Regions from separate parts of the Homo sapiens genome. Here region 2 is linked to region 1. A link is a loop called in an ENCODE intact Hi-C map of the cell type or tissue named here. Cell type or tissue: chondrocyte. All regions are shown on one strand. Each heading gives the region's core, and the rest is flanking DNA. Links, peaks and the distances in the headings are about the cores only. Region 1 holds the start of HSD17B8 (hydroxysteroid 17-beta dehydrogenase 8). Region 2 holds the start of TAPBP (TAP binding protein).

Region 1 (6,055 bases), core at 1,056-6,055:
CAGCACCGTCGCGCGGCCAACAACCTTAGCCTCGGTTCCCTTCCAGAGGCCCCCACGCGGGGCCTCAGCTCCGGGGGGCCGGGGCCTGGAATATCTGGGACCCCAGGAGGGGACAGAGGGCTCGTGAAAAGGGCTACCTCCCCCACTCTGCGTACCCTGGCGACTCTGGGGATCAACCCCCCTCACTTCTCCGTAACCCCCATTCCAGGATCCCGGGGGAAAAGGCTGCAAAAGATCTGCCGCTTTAGCCTTCTAGTCCTGAGAACACACCTAGGTCCCGATGTGCCCGGGATTCCCCTTACCACCCTGGGGACTCCCTCCACCCTCTGCTTTGGCTCTCCCTAGACCCTCCGACCCGCTCTCCCGCTCGAGGTTTGGGGGCGGCGGCTCGGGACGTCCAGACTCAACTCTCGGCCGGAGCCATAGACTCGAGAATTGCGTTTGGACAATCAGGAGCCGCGGCCCGGGGCGGGGAAGGGAGGGAGGCGCACGGGAGGAAAGGGGGAATGGAGACACCACGCGGAAACAGGGACATACACAAGATGGAGCTCCCATTGGGAAGGGGGGGTGCGCGTGTGGGTGGGGTACACAGGGGCAGAATGTCTGGAGTGGGAAGTGGGCAGAAGCCTCTTCGAGGACTCTAGAGTAAACGAAGGGGATGGGGAGGAAAGAGAAGAGGAAGGGGCAGAGCGATCCCCATTGAGTGTAGGGAATGAGAGGGATACAGGGCGAGGGGGTGGGGGGCAGTTAGAGACCCTGATGGGCATCTTGTCCCCGCCCGAGCTGAGGCTCCCGGACTTGGGCTGCGGCTGCCAGGGGGTGGCCTGTCCCTGGGACAAGGCAGCAGTGGGTGCCCTCGCCCCCCACCCCAGTTCCCCCCTACTTCCCTGTCCTCTCCTTCAGTCCGTGGCCAGTCCTTATGTGGGCGCCAGAGTCGATTAGCGCAGACCCCCCTCCCCTTCCTCCTCCTCTTCCCAGCCCCCTCCCTCCTGCTCTCTCCAGCCCCTTTCATCGGCTGGTTCATTCCCCTAATCCTGGCCCCCTCCCCTAATCCCCCCCATCCGACCCCAGGCCGGCTGCAGCTATTGTAAGGTGGAGAGAAAGGGGAGGGGGGGACTCAGAGAAAGGAGAGGGGTGGGGGAGGGCCACCTGTTCCAAGACCCCCTTTCAAGGCCAGACTGGACACCAAGATGGGGCCATGAACAAATCACCCTTGGGGACCATAAGAACCCAGGGAGTTGGGGGGAGGGGACTGGTGCTGCAGAACCAGTGGAAAGGGGTGACGCACGAACCCCTCCCTTCAAAAAGACCCGGAGTGTCACGCATACACAGTGACACATACTCTTTCCTCTCACACCCGGCGGCGGGGGTTGCCCTGGGAGACCAGGCAGAGAAAGGGAACAATCCTTCGGGAAAGGGAAAGGAGGGGGAGGTGGGGAAGGGTCTGAGGGCTTGGACACAAGAAGAGCCGGAGGTGGCAGGGAAGAGGACTTGGAATTTATTAGGGTCACAAGCACCCCTGCTTCCCATATTCAGCATTCCTGAACCATACACTGCCACCCCTTTTGTATCCTGGGAACTTAGAGTCCTCATCAGCAGGAGGCCAGGCAGAGTGGTGGGGGGGTGAGCAGAGTCCAGGGTCCTTGAGGCAGTTACATGAAAAGACCTCCTGGGAGGGGCAGAAACATTTGGACAGATGCATGGGTGGAGACACAAATGGGCTAGGGGGTACCCACTTCTGTCCCTGGCCTTGGGAACCTCTGCCCTTCCCAGTGGCTCCAGACTCCCCTTACTTGCTTTCTCATATAGTCTGGGTTCTACTTCTCTGCCCTCTCCCTCCCCATGCTGGCCTCATACCAGTGACTTCCACTGAGGTCCCTGTGATGTATCCACTATCTTCAGATGCCAAGAATGCGACCACATCTGCCACATCTATGAGAATGGTGGGGAGAGGGCAGAATTCTGCTCACTCCCATAGACCCAAAACAGCCATAATCTCCCACCAAAGACATCCCTCCCCACAAACCTCTCCACAGACACCAACCACCAGTCCCCTAGAAAATCCCCAAACTTTGGGGATCTCTTCATTCAGGCCCCCTTCCCAGGGACCCCACTACATTCAGTGCTCACCCTCAGGGTCCCCCAAGTGTCCCATCGGGATCATTTCAGTAATCTGTAAGGAAATACTCATGTGGGTGAAAGCTTCTTTTATGGATTTTTTTGAAGACTGAGTCTGTGACCCTTTTTTGTCTTCATTTCTCATACATTCATTGAATATTTAATGTTTGCCAGGAACTGTGCCCAGTATTCTCTCTCTCTCTCTCTCTCTCTCTCTGTGAAGCCCAGAGAGATTGAGTCTCTGAATGATTCTGCCCTCCACCCACAGCCTCCTACCTTGTCCACCACTTTCTGTGGCACTTTCTGTGTCATGGGTGTTGCAATGAACCCTGGGAGGACAGAGTTACAGCGGATCCCATGTCTGTGGGAAGGAGAGTGGCTGCCGATTCTGGAGAGGGCTGAATGCTGGTACCTCCCTCAGACCCCCCAGGTGCTCCCCAGCACCCTCAAGCATCTGACCAACCGTCCAAGCTCCCGGGCTGCGGTCTGGGTCAGCCCAATCACTCCAGCCTTGGATGCTGCATAGTTTGTCTGCCCCACGTTCCCCACCTATAGGTGAGTCAGAGATGTGGAATGAGTCAGGAGTCTCAAGGAGGGGTTCTCCTCTCTATACCACTTGGCTGGCTGACCTCGTCCAACTCAACCTGACCTTTCCTACGATGCTACTGATGTTGATGATGGAACCACGACAACCATTGGACACCAGGGCTTGTGCTGCAGCCTGAGTGACTAGGAAGGTGCCCTGGCGGGAAAGGGTAACAAGGGAGAAAAGATCAGCTGGGGTGACAGCCCTCCTCCAACTCCCTCCCCAGGCTAAGGGGGCCAAACGTCGCAGGTTCAGAGATCGCCACCTTGAGGTTGACAGCTATGACTTTGTCCCAGTCATCCTCAGACATGTGCAGCAGAAACTCATCCTGGGTGATGCCCGCACAGGACACAACGACAGATGGTGGGCGAGAAAAGCAGGCCTATGGGAGGGGGAGGTTACGCATCAAAAACCCCCCACAAAAAGCCGGGGCAGTGGAGGCAATATCAGAGCTTTAGAGGGGGAAAGTGGCCTAGCGTTCACCTGCACTTGTTCCAGCAGGCACCTGGCGGCCCTGGCCTCAGACACGTCAGCCTGGAAGGCAGCATGGTTCCCTCGGGGCGGCCCCTCCTTGCTCCCTGGCCCGCCCAGCAGCCGCACCGTCTCCTGTGCCGCTGCCCGGTCCAGGTCGCAGGCAGCTACGGTGGCCCCCTCTCCGGCCAGGCGTACACTGACCGCTCGGCCGATGCCGCTCCCCGCACCTGAGGTAGGACAGAACACGCCGGACCGGGCACGGGGAGGAGAGGGCAGGGATCAGAGGTCACAGGGCAGAAAGTAAAATGTGGGTAAGGGGCCAGAGGTCACAGCGGCCGCGCACTCCAAGGGCACGCCCCTGACCTCACTCCAATACCCCAAACCGCCCGGGGAAAGAACCCCCTCAACCTGTGACCAAGGCCAGTGCGGAGCGGAGTCGGTTCTGGAGCTGAGACGCCATGGCGGGCTGTGGGTGGGTGGGAATCCCAGCACTAAGCCAATCCCAGCGCAGAGGGGCGTGGCAAGGGCAAAGCCGGGGCCAATCAAAGGCCCGCCAGCCTTAGGCCATCTGCGGCCACCAGCGCAGGCCGACCTCCCACCGAGGGGGCGTGGCCCGACACTGCTGCTTAGGGGCCCCGGGTGTGGAGAAGACAAGGGGCCCCATTCCCCCCAAAAAGACAAAGACTGCATGTGGGGCGGAAGATCGGAGGTCTTTATTTCCGGTTACCACCCCTCCCCCTCGATTCAAACACAGTGATATAAAAGGAATAGAAACAAAAAAAATCAGGCCATGAGAATACCAACTAACCCTCTCCCACCCCATCCCCCCAATCACTCCCAAATCAGGACACACGATTGATGTTTGATGTTTATCCCCGACTCCTCCTGTTACCCTCTCTGTCCAGGACTCTGGTCTTCCCTGAAGCCTCCACCAACTGGTGGGAGAAAGGAAACTGGACCTTGGAGAACTTCCTGTGTAGCAACTTGGTTCTCCGAGAACAGGTGGGGTAGGGGACACCAGGTAGGCTGCCATCACCCCCTGTCCCTTCCAGCCTTCTTCATGGCCCCATTTAGCCTTCCAAATGCAACATGGTCAGACAGTGCCCAACACTATGGTCCCTCTGGCCTCTCATTCTCACCGCTCCAGCCTCTGTAAGACTGCCAGCCCTTGAAGGCCCTAATGCCAAAGTAACCATTCTCCCAGGCTACAGTTCCTTCCTTTGGCAGATGTCCCTGGCCAGGGCCCCCAACCTCTACGCACCCCTGACCTGGAGTTAGGGGTAGAGGTTTGGGGCAGGGGTAGTTTATCCACCCCTCACTCAAGGTGGGCAATCAGCACCATCATGATAACTCCCCCCAGCAGCCCCAGCACCTCCAGAAGTGATTGCAATGGTGATGCCTCCCTCAGCAGCTCGGGCAACACAGACACTGTTGCTACGTAGATAAAGCCACCTGCAGTAAATGGCAGGACCCAGCCAGGACCTGCACCACCTGCAATTTCACTGCCCACTGCTCCTCCTTCAGTGAGAAGGGCACAGGCTGTGCCTGCCAGTGCCCCTACTGCTGTCAGTAGTTGCAGACGCATCGCCTGATGGGCAGAAAAGAGAAAAAGGCACTCACCAATAGCTAAAGATTATCAGTGGTTTAGAAGTGGCTGGTGGGGTATAGGTATAGGGGACATGGATTTGGAAACTAAACATCAAAATAAAAAGAGAAGAGGGAGCAGTCTAGAATAGACAATTTCTGAAAAATCTTAAGAGATCAGAGGTCCTTTCCACAGACTTTCTGATTGAGTAGGCGTGTGTGTGTAAGACTCCACTAAACCATTCAGATGGTTTATAGACCAGTTTAAGAAATACTGAGCTAAAGGACAAAGTAACCAGAACTTCTTCCCCCTCATTTCTAGAGGACTTGTCAATGACAGTATGAATTGTTTGGAACTAATAAGAGGCTGTTTGGGTTTAGGGTGAGTGAGGAGAGATAAAGGGTTTGAGGCAGCTGTGTTTGGCAGACATCACCAACCTGCTTTTTGCTGCAGCCAGACTGGACCAAGATGGCAAAGTCTCCGACCTCGTGGGGCACTTCATGTAGCAGGACAGTCATTGTGGTCAGGATCCCTAGTCCCCGGCCCCCTCGAAAGGAAGCCCCAATGGCCAGACCATCAGTGAAGTTGTGTGCCAAGTCAGCAGCCAGATTCAGGTACCCCGACACACGCAGGTCTTGTACAGGACAAGAAGAGAAAATGATCAGAGGCTTCCATCACCACTTGTTCCAGTCTTGGTCAGCTATTCTCACACCTCCCCTCAGAGACCACTTTACACCCAGTCCTTTAGTGTTTCTCAGATACCTGCCATTACCCACAGCACATATTCCATGTGATTTGTGATGATGTCCCTTGCCCAAATTTATCACCAACTCTGGCCCTTACCTAAGCCTCTTTTTTCTTCTTCAGCGTTCTGAGGTCTCACTGGCCCATCTTTGGGTACTGTGCTCCCTCCTCGCCTCTTCTGAACCCCTCTTGTTTCCTTTTCTTCTTCCTCTGAGCTCTGCTTCTCCTTGGTAGAACGCTCTGAGGGAAGAAAAGAGTTGGTCAGAGTGGAGAACAGATCTTCCAACATGTCCTCTCCCTCCTGAGGGCCATAAGATGAGGAGATTCTGAGGCAGGCAAGTCAGCTTTCAGGAAAGTTGTTCCTGGGCTCACCTTGTCTTCCATGTCCATGACTTCCACGTGTATGACTGTGAGCGTGTCCATGTCCATGACTGTGACCATGTCCTCCTTTCACATGTCTCACAAATTTCTCCACGACAAGAAAGGCAACAATTCCACTGAGAACCCACAGTCCCACAGACAGAATGGGGCCCTGGCCTGGGAATGGA
Region 2 (6,055 bases), core at 1-5,000, 110 kb before region 1:
CAACTCGGTTCTCATGGAGGAGTGGGTGGAGACAAGGAGGGAGTAAGTCGTAGGAGTACAAGGTTTTTATTTTTTTTAACAGTGATTAAAATATTTATTGGTCATTTACTTGGCTTCCCGATAACCCGTGTGTTTGCTGGGGACGCGGCACAGATAGGGGGAAGCCGGAGTAATGGTTTTCGGGCAAGTGGATGTTGGAGAGCACACACAGGAGTTGGGGGGCGGGGGAGGGCCTGGGGTTGGGGAGGGCTCGAACTCGGGGCTGCTGGGTAGTCCAGGAGGGCGCGGTAAGGCTGGGGTGTCCTGGTGAGAACTGGAGAGGATCTACCCGGGTCCCTGCCTGGCCAGTGGGGAAACACCGGTCCCCCAGGCACCTTCACCTAACCAGAGCGGGGATTTCCACCGCCCCTCATGCCGCCCTTTGGAGGAAAGTGAAAGTGAAAGGAGGAAGAGGAGGCTTCATGGCTGAGGAGGTCGCAGCGCCATGAAGTCCCTGTCTCTGCTCCTCGCTGTGGCTTTGGGTGAGCGAACCCCGCGACTCATCGCCCAAGAACTAGAGGGAAGCGGAGGGAGGTGGCCCCACTGGAGCCGATGCCAGGGTGGGAGTGGGGCAGGTCACCAGACATACAAACCGCTCCTCACTCGCGTCCCTATACGCCAGGCCTGGCGACCGCCGTCTCAGCAGGACCCGCGGTGATCGAGTGTTGGTTCGTGGAGGATGCGAGCGGAAAGGGCCTGGCCAAGAGACCCGGTGCACTGCTGTTGCGCCAGGGACCGGGGGAACCGCCGCCCCGGCCGGACCTCGACCCTGAGCTCTATCTCAGTGTACACGGTGAGTCTCTAGGGACTCGCCGCCCCCCTACCTCTGTCGCCTCCACCGAAACCCCCTCCTCTTTAGATCCGGCAGTGACCTCAGGCCTCAGCTTCCCCTTTGTAAAGTGAGTCTCACTACGGGGTAGTCTGTGCATTTGAAGTTCCCCGAACGCTGCCCTTCCAGCCCCTTTCCCGGCGGTGACTCTACAGCTGCAACTTCCTTCTCTACACTCAGACCCCGCGGGCGCCCTCCAGGCTGCCTTCAGGCGGTATCCCCGGGGCGCCCCCGCACCACACTGCGAGATGAGCCGCTTCGTGCCTCTCCCCGCCTCTGCGAAATGGGCCAGCGGCCTGACCCCCGCGCAGAACTGCCCGCGGGCCCTGGATGGGGCTTGGCTGATGGTCAGCATATCCAGCCCAGTCCTCAGCCTCTCCAGCCTCTTGCGACCACAGCCAGAGCCTCAGCAGGAGCCTGTTCTCATCACCATGGCAACAGGTAGCTGGGGAGGGGAGGTGGAGAAGGGTGGGTAGATTCTAAGGGTCCAGATCAGCCGGTGGTCTCGCTTTATGGACTTGAGCAAGACATTTCGCCAATCGGGGTTCAGTTTCCTTTTTTTGTTAAGAGAGGTGGTTTGGCTAGAATGAATCAATCTCTACCGCTCCTTCTAGCCCTCACCCAGTTAAAAAAAAAAAACAAAAAAAAAACTGCAGCTTGGCAGGGGGTAGGGGGAAAGCAGGGCCGGGCAGGGGGGTTACTTTCTGGTGTTTCGAAGGGCGGGGCTTTGAAGAGGTGGGGTTTCCCGACACCAGACCTTGAGAGACTTGTCAGGTGATGCGAGGTGGGAGGGGTTCAGAAGCAGGAGCGTTTTTTCTCTGCTCTTCCCAGATCTGTGTCTTGCTCTGCACCCTCAGCTTTGCGGGTCACTCTTTCAAAACCCAGCACTCTATCCCCACCTGCGCCCACACCCGGCGCTGCGGCAATCCGCAAAGCAAAGGCTCTTGCACTCTAGCGCGTTGACCTTGCCTGACAGCCCCGTGTAGGGATGTGCTGCCGCTCTGTGGTCCGCAAACAGGTGGGCTCGAGTGGGCGGATGGACGCGGCTGGAGATTGGATAGCTCCTATTGCACTGAAAGGTGCATTGCAGTTTGAGGCCCAGGAGTCAGAAGCTTTTCTAGGCTGGGACGTGGGAGGGACTGTGCAGATAATTCAAGAATGAGGAGAGTCTGACCTGGATATCTGGGAGCTCTCCCTCCTGGCAGCGGAGGCGGGGTATTCCGGGGTAGAATACCGGTAGAGTTCTTAGCTTTTCTATCTGGATTTTATGTCAGCGACACAGCCCGATGGACAGGGCAACCCCAACCAATCCCTGCACCCTCCCTTCCCTCCACCCTCCTGAGAATTACCCACAGAACCAGGGAGACAGACTTGAAACCCACGCTGAAACCCTCACCTCTGCCTATACCTCCATTCTTAGTCTCAAGCCCCCACCCTGGCAGAAGCTGAGGAACACTGCTCTTGTGTAGACAGTAGCTCTCTCTGGTGGGGTGGAATATTTCCTAGGGCTACTGGCTCCACCGAGGTGATGATGAGAATGGTCTTTGCTTTCTGAGTTTGTTTTTCCAACTGTAAAATGTGGATACTATTTCCCAGCTGCTTTTCTTGTTGTGACTATCAAGAGATGGCACTGTGTTAATTTATCCATTGATTCAATAAATACTTTTTAGCACCAAGAATGAGTTAGGACTCAGCAGTTCTCAGTCCACACTGTTGGAGGTTTCTAAAATATACTGAAACCTGATTCAATCCCATGCTTAGCTTGGCCGATTAAATCAGAATCTCTGGGGTGGCCCTGGGTGCCCTTAAGGGTCACAAAGATGATCTGATGTAGACTCTGCTCTCCAGGAGGTTCTGGGCGTATTTGCCACGGATAATCCTAATGTAAAGTAGAAAGTGAAGGACATGCAGACAGGGAGCCCTGGAAGTGCCCGGGTGGTAAGATTGTCTGTATTTCACAAACAACTGGGGTCAAAGCAAGGTGCTGTGCTATTTATTTATTTTTATTTTATTTATTTATTTATTTTTGAGACAGAGTTTTGCTCTTGTTGCCCAGGCTGGAGTGCAATGGCGTGATCTCACGCTCACCGGAACCTCCGCCTCCCTGGTTCAAGCAATTCTCCTGCCTCAGCCTCCCGAGTAGCTGGGATTACAGGTGCCTGCCACCACACCCAGCTAATTTTGTATTTTTAGTAGAGATGAGGTTTCTCCATGTTGGTAAGGCTGGTCTCGAACTCCCAACTTCAGGTGATCCTCCCACCTCGCCTCCCGAAGTGCTGGGATTACAAGCGTGAGCCACTGCGCCTGCCTGCTATTTATTTATTTATTTATTTTTGAGACGGAGTCTCCCTCTTATTGCCCAGGCTAGAGTGCAGTTGCAGTGGCATGATCTTGGCTCACTGCAACCTCCGTCTCCCATGTTCAAGCAATTCTTGTGCCTTAGCCTCCCCAGTAGCTGGGATTACAGGCTTGTGCCACCACGCCCACCTAATTTTTGTATTTTTATTGGAGACAGGTTTCACCATGTTGGCCAGGATGGTCTTGAACTCCTGACCTAAGGTGATCCACCCACCTTGGCCTTCCAAAGTGCTGGGATTACAGGCATGAGCCACCACGCCCGGCCTGCTGTGCTCTTTCTTTTCAAGCATTTCTGCTTGATCAGGGATTTAAGAAAATGAAAGCTGTTGTACTGATGTAAAATTAGAAATGAAATCTCTCCAGGGTCCAAGATCATTCATGATTTTGCTAATATACATTTATACTTGTCTTATCAAATATTTTTAAATGTTTATTGACAAATATGCTTATTTATTTATTTATTTGAGACAGGGTCTCCCTCTGTCGCCCAGGCTGGAGTGCAGTGCAGGCTGGAGAGCAGTGGCATGATCTCAGCTCACTGCAACCTCCACCTCCGTGGCTCAAGTGATCCTCGTGCCTCAGTCTCCTGAGTAGCTGAGACCACAGGCATGTGCCACCATGCCCAGCTAATTTTTGTATTTTTTTTGTGGAGATGGGTTTTTGTCAGGTTGCCCAGGCTGGTCTTGGACTCCTGGGCTCAATTGATCTGCCCACCTTGGCCTCCGAAACTGCTGGGATTACACGTGTGAGCTGCCTGGCCCCAAATATACTTTTTTTTTTTTTTTTTTTTTTTTGAGACAGAGTCTCACCCTGTTGCCCAGGCTGGAGTGCAATGGTGTGATCTCTGCTCATTTCAACTTCTGCCTCCTGAGTTCAAGTAATTCTCCTGTCTCAGCCTCCCAAGTAGCTGAGACTACAGGCGCCCACCACCAGGCCCAGCTAATTTTTGTATTTTTAGTGGAGACAGGGTTTGGTCATGTTAGCCAGGCTGGTCTTGAACTCCTGACCTCAGGTGATCCACCCACCTCAGCCTCCCAAATTGCTGGGATTACAGGCGTGAGCCACCACGCCAGGCCTATACTTTCTTAATATACTTTGTGTGTATAGTGTTTAATTCTCACCATTCTTTTAAAATATTATGGAGTCAGGTGAGGTGACTCACGCCTGTACTTCCAGCACTTTGGGAGGTCTAGGTGGGAGGATCATTTGCACTCAGGAGTTCAAGACCAGCCTGGGCAACATAACCAGACCTTGTCTCTACTAAAAATTAAAAAAATGCTGGGCGCAGTGGCTCATGCCTGTAATCCCAGCACTTTGGGAGGCCGAGGTGGGCAGATCACCTGAGGTCGAAAGTTCAAGACCAGCCTGACCAACATGGAGAAACCCCGTCTGTACTAAAAATACAAAATTAGCCAGGCATGGTGGTGCATGCCTGTAATCCCAGCTACTCGGAAGGCTGAGGCAAGAGAATTGCTTGAACCTGGGAGGCGGAGGTTGCAGTGAGCCAAGATCATGCCACTGCACTCCAGCCTGGGCAACAAGCGTGAAACTGTCTCAAAAAAAAAAAAAAAAAAAAAAAGGTTGGGTGTCGTGGCATGTACCTATGGTCCCAGCTACTCGGGAGGCTGTGTTGGGAGGATTGCACCTTTGATGGGTGACAGAGTGAGACCCTGTCTCCAAAAAAAAAAAAAAAAAAAAAAGAGTTAAACTGTAAAACCTTTAGGTCTTGTTTATTATTTTTTTAAATTTTTTCTTTTAAATAGAGATGGGGTCTTGCTATGTTGCCCAGGCTGGTCTCAAACTGCTGGGTTCAAGTGATCCTCCCACCTCAGCCTCCCAAGGTACTGGGATTACAAGTCTGAGCCACCCTGCCCAGCCAGGTTTTGTTTATTAATTCTATGGATTTTTTTTTTTGAGATCAAGTTTTGCTCTTGTTGCCCAGTCTGGAGGGCAATGGCATGATCTCGGCTCACCACAACCTCCGCCTCCCAGGTTCAAGTGATTCTCCTGCCTCAGCTTCCCAAGCAGCTGTGATTACAGGCGTGTGCCACCATGCCCGGATAATTCTGTATTTTTAGTAGAGACGGGGTTTCTCCAGTCTGGTCTCAAACTCCCAACCTCAGGTGATCCACCGGCCTCGGCCTCCCAAAGTGCTGGGATTACAGGCGTGAGCCACTGTGCCCAGCCTGTGGATCTTTTTTTTTTTTTTTAACAATTCAAAAGTATGTTTCTGGATTTTGACAAACTAAGTGAAATTGCATACTGTTTTTACTCTACTGAACAATTCCATGAAGATGAGAACAGTTTAACCTTATAGGCCTCAGAAGCTAGGATTAAAAAGAACATAAAAATAATTACAAGAAGAAAAAGATTACTTCTACCTGAAGGACCTAGACATTTCTGGGAAGAAACAGCAGTGAAAGTGACCTTCATGTACATGGAGTATTTAGATCAGGGGTCTCCAATCTTTTGGCTTCCCTGAGCCACACTGGGAGAAGAATTGTCTTGGGCCATGCATAAAATATACGAACACTAACGATGGCTGATAAGCTAAAAAAAAAAAATGTGAAAAAATCTCATAATGTTTTAAGAAAGTTTATGAATTTGTGTCGGGCTGTATTCCAAGCCGTCCTTGGCTGCATGTGGTCCCTGGGCTGGAGGTTGGACAAGCTTGATAGATGTTTGGGAGAAAATGGGAAAGACAATGTAAACTGAAGGGACCTCATGACCAAAGCAAAGAGATGACCAATGATGACCACTTCTACTAGGCACAAGAAAGGGGTTCTATGTGGCTGGTTTGTAGGGTGCAGGAGAAGCCTGGAAGGGTGG

Evidence for each region. Hi-C counts contacts between places; a loop is a spot of excess contacts. Peaks named below come from ENCODE experiments on the same cell type or tissue, not always from the same donor. Only the 100,000 strongest peaks of a DNase experiment are listed, where the experiment ranks them.
Region 2: it touches region 1 in a loop (3-fold over the local background); 10 of 110 quality-filtered maps call a loop at or near these places.

The regions. Positions count from the first base shown.
Region 1 is chr6:33,202,252-33,208,306 of GRCh38, reverse strand. SLC39A7 (solute carrier family 39 member 7) reads right to left here. Exons shown (of 7, transcript NM_006979.3): 4 at 5,880-6,044; 5 at 5,607-5,747; 6 at 5,201-5,397; 7 at 3,870-4,766. The coding sequence ends at 4,494. HSD17B8 (hydroxysteroid 17-beta dehydrogenase 8) reads right to left here and starts at 3,652. Exons shown (of 9, transcript NM_014234.5): 1 at 3,587-3,652; 2 at 3,188-3,405; 3 at 2,970-3,086; 4 at 2,768-2,860; 5 at 2,582-2,667; 6 at 2,395-2,479; 7 at 2,131-2,173; 8 at 1,858-1,932; 9 at 1,476-1,669. The coding sequence starts at 3,638. The coding sequence ends at 1,653. It overlaps MIR219A1 (microRNA 219a-1), which reads right to left and starts at 472; the gene lies at 363-472. RefSeq lists enhancers at 2,059-2,939, 2,940-3,822. In chondrocyte, for the core only: a CTCF peak has its summit at 2,961 (motif pointing left); a DNase peak (open chromatin) is centred at 3,674.
Region 2 is chr6:33,308,471-33,314,525 of GRCh38, reverse strand. TAPBP (TAP binding protein) reads left to right here and starts at 448. Exons shown (of 8, transcript NM_003190.5): 1 at 448-521; 2 at 662-832; 3 at 1,049-1,309. The coding sequence starts at 485. It overlaps ZBTB22 (zinc finger and BTB domain containing 22), which reads left to right. Exons shown (of 2, transcript NM_005453.5): 2 at 1-108. In chondrocyte, for the core only: no CTCF peak of the experiment used is centred there; no DNase peak of the experiment used is centred there.